2 separate regions of the Homo sapiens genome follow, and region 2 is linked to region 1. Evidence: read pairs that join two places in POLR2A ChIA-PET (ENCODE). Cell type or tissue: A673. All regions are shown on one strand. Each heading gives the region's core, and the rest is flanking DNA. Links, peaks and the distances in the headings are about the cores only.

The links. ChIA-PET counts read pairs that join two places held together with the same protein. Peaks named below come from ENCODE experiments on the same cell type or tissue, not always from the same donor. Only the 100,000 strongest peaks of a DNase experiment are listed, where the experiment ranks them.
Region 2: POLR2A ChIA-PET joins it to region 1 with 12 read pairs; 5 of 35 experiments call an interaction of 5 or more read pairs at or near these places.

What each region holds. Positions count from the first base shown.
Region 1 is chr12:51,261,865-51,264,777 of GRCh38, reverse strand. All of the region lies in intron 2 of SMAGP (small cell adhesion glycoprotein), which reads left to right. Among named protein-coding and RNA genes, the nearest start is that of SMAGP, 7.1 kb to the left of the region's middle. In A673, for the core only: a CTCF peak has its summit at 1,903 (motif pointing left); a DNase peak (open chromatin) is centred at 1,847; H3K27ac peaks cover 769 bases.
Region 2 is chr12:51,065,439-51,068,351 of GRCh38, reverse strand. It overlaps CSRNP2 (cysteine and serine rich nuclear protein 2), which reads left to right. Exons shown (of 5, transcript NM_030809.3): 4 at 383-679. It also overlaps a transcript of LETMD1 not described here. Among named protein-coding and RNA genes, the nearest start is that of CSRNP2, 17 kb to the left of the region's middle. In A673, for the core only: no CTCF peak of the experiment used is centred there; no DNase peak of the experiment used is centred there.

The DNA of each region.
Region 1 (2,913 bases), core at 327-2,826:
TGTATTTTAGTAGAGACGGGGTTTCACCATGTTGCCCAGGCTGGTCTCAAACTCCTGAGCTCAGGCAATCCGCCTGCCTTGGCCTCCCAAAGTACTAGGATTACAGGCATGAGCCACTGTGCCTGACCTTTTTTTTTTTTTTTTTTTTTTAAGAGATGGGATCTTACTCTGTTGCCCAGGCTGGAGTGCAGTGGCACAATCCTGGCTCACTACAGACCCAAACATCTGGGCTTGAGGGATCCTCCCACCTCAGACTCCTGAGCAGCTGGGACTGCAGGCGTGCACCATCACGCCCAGCTAATTTTAAAATTTTTTGTAGAGATAGGGTTTTGCTATGTTGCTCAGGCAACTCTCCCGGCCTGAAGCCATGCTCCTTCCTCTGCCCCTGAGTTGTTGAGATTATAGGCGCAAGCCACCTCACCTGGCTGCATTCTTGATCCAGCGAGTGACATGAGTGAAGTAGTGATTTAGGACAGTCTCCTATCCACTGGGTCCAAGCAAGTGTAAGTTCAGAGACAGCAATAGACAAAAGAATAGAAATCACAGATAGGAAGAAAGCTTATACTTTAAATGATGGGATCACTAAAGGCCAGCTCTTCTCTTCTACCCCTGTCTTGCATTTCTCTTCCCCCACCTTCCCACCTATTCCTCCCTCACAGTCTATAAAGACTTCCTAGAGAAGATATCCTCCAGGAACCTTGAAAGGAAGGGCCACATTATGACTCCTGAGCCCTGGGCACTTCTGTCTTTGTGGGCTCCTCCTTCACTTAAAAAAATATTAAAAATCATATTTTACAACTGCATCAGTGTAAGGAAGAATATAATATAATATAATTAATATTTATAATTAGTAATTGAATGGCATAACAACCTTAATATTTCTTTGACCTAAAATTTTGTTTCTTTTCCTTCTTCTAATTATAAAAGAAATGAAAATTATTTAAAACATTTTCATGGGCCTTTCGAAGCATTGTGGGCCCAGGGCACTGTGCCTGTTGTGCCTAGTGCATAAGTCAGCCCTATTCGAAGTAGGGCAGAGTGGAACTGTGCCTTGTGGGCTTTGCCCACCGTGCCAGGTAAAGCTCATCTCTTGCCACCAAATGATCACACCAGCTACCGCCTAGGTTGTCCTCACCCTGTATTAGACACTTAGCATTTTTCTTTATTTTATTTTAAAAATAATTTTTTGTAGAAATAAGGTCTTACTGTGTTGCCCAGTCTGGTCTCAAACTCCTGGCCTCAGGTGATCCTCCCATCTCAGCCTCCCAAAGCAGCATTTTTCATTGCACTTATTCCTCACCACAACCCAATGAAACAAGTTTTAGTCTCATTTTACGGAAGGAAAAACTGAAGTTCAGGGGAGTTAAGGAATTTTCTTTTCTTTTTTTTTTTTTGAGATGGAATTTCCCACTTGTCACCCAGGCTGGAGTGTAGTGGTGCAATCTCGGCTAACTGCAACCTCTGCCTCCCGGGTTCAAGCAATTTTCCTGCCTCAGCCTCCCGAGTAGCTGGGACTATAGGCGCCCACCACTATGCCCAGCTAATTTTTGTATTTTTAGTAGAGACAGGGTTTCACCATGTTGGCCAGACTGGTCTCGAACTTCTGATCTCAAGTGATTCACTCACCCCGACCTCCCAAAGTGCCGGGATTACAGGCATGAGTCACCGTTAAATTTTCAAAGATTAAAAAAATTTCCCAAGGTCACACAGCTAGTAATGGCAGAGGCAGGATTTTGCGCCAAGTCTGATTTACTGCAAGCCTGTGTTCTTTCTGTCATGGTGTACTGCTCCCAAGGTCTCACTCCACCCAACTGGCTGGTGCACATGAAAGAGAAGGCAGAAGAAAGGGGGCCGAGTCCCAGGGTGGCTTCCCATGGAAAGAACTCGGGGAGCCGCCCTCTGCTGGGCAGGTCTAGAGCAAATAAGTAGGCTGGCAGACTTAGGTGGCAAAAGATCTGATGCCTCAGTGATAAGAGATTTAGCTCAAGCTGGGAACAAGGACCACAAAGAAGCCAGCCAGTATCTGGGTTAACAAAAAAAAGAGTAAGTGAACAGAATAGATCTTGAAGGTCATTTGCTATTGGTTAGGACTTGGGTGGGGCCTTCAATCTTATGAACCTGAGCAGGGAAGGTTTGGAAAGACTGTAGTGCTATTTAATAATTATTCCTTTGTTTGGACAAAAAAATGGGGTAGAAACGGGAGAGAATGGGGGAAAAGCTATAAGCCATTTCCTCCTTTTATGCCAGCTTTCCTGAACTTAGTTTATTTTGTTGTTGTTTGTCCTTTTTTTCTTTTTTTGAGACAGGGCCTCAGTTTCACCCAGGCTGTAGAGCAGTGGCTCAATCACAGCTCACTGCAGCCTCAACCTTCCCAGACTCAGGTGATCCTCCCACCTCAGCCTCCCAAGTAGCTGGGATCACAGGTGCGTGCCACCATGCCCAGTTAATTTTTGTATTTTTTGTAGAGACAGGGTTTTGCCATGTTGCCCAGGTTGGTCTTGAACTCCTGGACTCAAGTGATCCTCTGGCCTCAGCCTCCCAAATTGCTGGGATTATAGGTGTAAGCCACCTTGCCAAGCATGTTCTTTTATTTGAAAGGTAATACATGCCCCTCAGAGAACAGCTTTCTAGACCTTTTCTATGTACAAACATATATATGCATATTTATAGGGTTTTTTAAAGTTACTTAAAAAAAAATACACAGAGAGACAGGGGTCTCGCTATGTTGCCCAGGCTGGACTCAAACTTCTGGCCTCAAGCAATCCTCCCACCTCAGCCTCCAAAAGTGCTGGGATTATGGGTGTAAGCCACTGCACTCTGCCAATTTACTTTTTTTTTTTTTTTTAAACAAAGATGCAGTCCTACTACATATACCACCTGGCAGTTTGCTTTTTTCATCTAACCATGTATCCT
Region 2 (2,913 bases), core at 154-2,653, 200 kb after region 1:
AGTGAAACCCTGTCTTTACTGAAAATAGAAAAAATTAGCCAGGCTGGTGACTCACGCCTGTAATCCCAACTACTTGGGAGGCAGGAGAATCGCTTGAACCCGGGAGGCGGAGGTTGTAGTGAGCCAAGACTGCACCACTGCACTCCCGCCTGGACGACAGAATGAGACTTTTGTCTCAAAAAAATAAATAAAATGACAGTTTTCCAATTGCTGCATTTCTAGTGCTCAGTAGCCACATGTGCTAGTAGCTGCCATCATTTTGGACAGCACAGATATTCCCATGATTGCAGAAGGTTCAAGGGACAGTGCTGCTCTGGGATGGTCACTGAGGAGGTGCATGCCGCTCATGTCTATGAGGCTAACCTTTCCTGTCTCTTGGCAGCTGACCAAGAATGGGACAGTGGAGTCGGTGGAGGCTGATGGCCTGACGCTGGATGATGTGTCAGATGAAGATATTGATGTGGAAAATGTGGAGGTGGATGATTACTTCTTCCTGCAGCCTCTGCCCACCAAACGGCGACGGGCCCTGCTGAGGGCTTCTGGGGTCCACCGTATTGATGCTGAAGAGAAGCAAGAACTTCGAGCCATCCGCCTGTCACGGGAAGAATGTGGTTGTGACTGCCGACTGTATTGTGACCCAGAAGCGTGTGCCTGCAGCCAGGCTGGGATTAAATGCCAGGTCAGTCCAAGTTGGCCTGAGATAGTATATCTACACCAGGGTCAGCGGGGTGAGGTGTGGGTGCCACTGAACATGGGAGGCCCATTCAGGGGTGGATTCCCTATGGTTGTGAACACTCTCCAGTTCCACAACCCTCCTCCGTCAACAGAGTAAGCAAACAGCACACGGCCAGGCATGGTGGCTCACACCTCTAATCCTAGCTATGTGGGAGGCTGAGGTAGGAGGATCTCTTGAGTCCAGGAGGTCAAGGCTGCAGTGAGCTGAGTTCACACCAGTGCACGCCAGCCTGGGTCACAGAGTGAGACCCTGTCTCTTAAAATTTTTGCAAAGAAAACAAGCATGACAGGATTCTTAGGCTGTGGAGGTATCTCATCTTTTTTTGTTTCATTTCTCAGAGGTGATAAGAAGCAGCTGTTAGGAAAGGGATGAAGAGGAGTTAGTACATTTAACATTTAGTAAATGTTTCCTAAATACTGATTCCTAAACAGTATTTCCTAAATACTGTTTCCTAAATACTGATTCCTTGAGATAAAAGGAAGCAGGACTGGGCATGGTGGCTCACATCTGTAATCCCAGCACTTTGGGAGGCCGAGGCAGGCAGGCAGATTGCTTCCCAGGAGTTCGAGACCAGCCTGGGCAACATGGCTAAGCCCCATCTTTACAAAAAATACAAAAATTAGCTGGACATGGTAGCATGGGCCTGTAGTCCCAGGTACTCAAGAGGCTGAGATGGGAGGAGGATCACTTGAGCCTGGGAGGCATAGGTTGCAGTAAGCTATGATTGTGCCACTGCACTCCAGCCCGGGCGACAGAGCAAGACCCTGTCTCAAAAAGTTAGCAGAGGAATGGTGTGGGCCTGTAGATTCTATCTGCAAACACTTATTGTTCAGTACCTCTACTCCAATTTTGAAAAAATCAAAATAGTATTCAGAGCTTTATAATTCAGGATCAGACCTGGCCTAGCAGAGCTTAAAACCATAGTTATCTGAAAGAGAAAGTATCATCTCTTGTTGGCTGCCCTTTTTTTTTTTTGAGACGGAGTCTCGTTCTGTCGCCCAGGCTGGAGTGCAGTGGCGCGATCTTGGCTCACTGCTACCTCCACCTCCTGGGTTCAAGTGATTCTCCCGCCTCAGCCTCCCAAGTAGCTGGGATTACAGGTGTGCACCACTATGCCCGGCTAATTGTTGTATTGTTGTAATTCTTTTTTTTTTTTTTTTTTGAGACGGAGTCTTGCTCTGTTGCCAGGCTGGAGTGCCGTAGCGCGTGATCTCGGCTCGCTGCAACCTCTGCCTCCCGGGTTCAAGCAATTCTCCTGCCTCAGCCTCCCGAGTAGCTGGGACTATAGGCACACACCACCACACCCAGCTAATTTTTGTATTTTTAGTAGAGACGGCGTTTCACCATGTAGGCCAGGATGGTCTCGATCTCTTGACCTCGTGATCCGCCTGCCTCAGCCTCCCAAAGTGCTGGGATTACAGGCGTGAGCCACCGCACCTGGCCAGCTTTTGTATTTTTAGTAGAGACAGGGTTTCATCATGTTGGCCGGGCAGGTCTCAAACGCCTGACCTCAGGTGATCTGCCTGCCTCAGCCTCCCGAAGTACTGGGATTACAGGCATGAGCCACCGTGCCTGGCCCCTTGTTGGCCCTCTGATGGGGGACAGTTTAAGACACATTTCAGTTGAAAACAGCAATACCATCCCTAAGAATGAAATTTATCTGGAACTTAATTATTGAGGGTGTAGATGCTGAGTCCTTGTGGTTGGATTTCTCCTAACTCACTCTTTCTTTATTTTTAGCTGGGTAACAAATAACTGTGGTATATCTGGCCAAATACTGCTTTTCAGACCAAAGTCCCATAATGAGTCATTCTGTTACACACACACCTGAGAACAGTCCTAAGAATTGATGCAGCTGGGCCTGGCATGTTGGCTCACACCTGTAACTAGCACTTTGGGAGGCTGGGGTGGAAGGACTGCTTGAGCCCAGGAGTTTGAGGCCAGCCTGGGCAACATAGCGAGACCCCATCTCTACAAAAAATTTTAAAATTAGGGCCGGGCGCGGTGGCTCACACCTGTAATCCCAGCATGGCTCCAGGCTGCAGTGAGCCATGATGGCACCACTGCACTCCAGCCTGGACGACAGAGCAAGACCCTATCTCCAAAGGAAAAAAAAATGGTATAACTGGAGTGGAGATTTCTATAAGTCAGTATCATAGAAAGACATTGTGATTTGT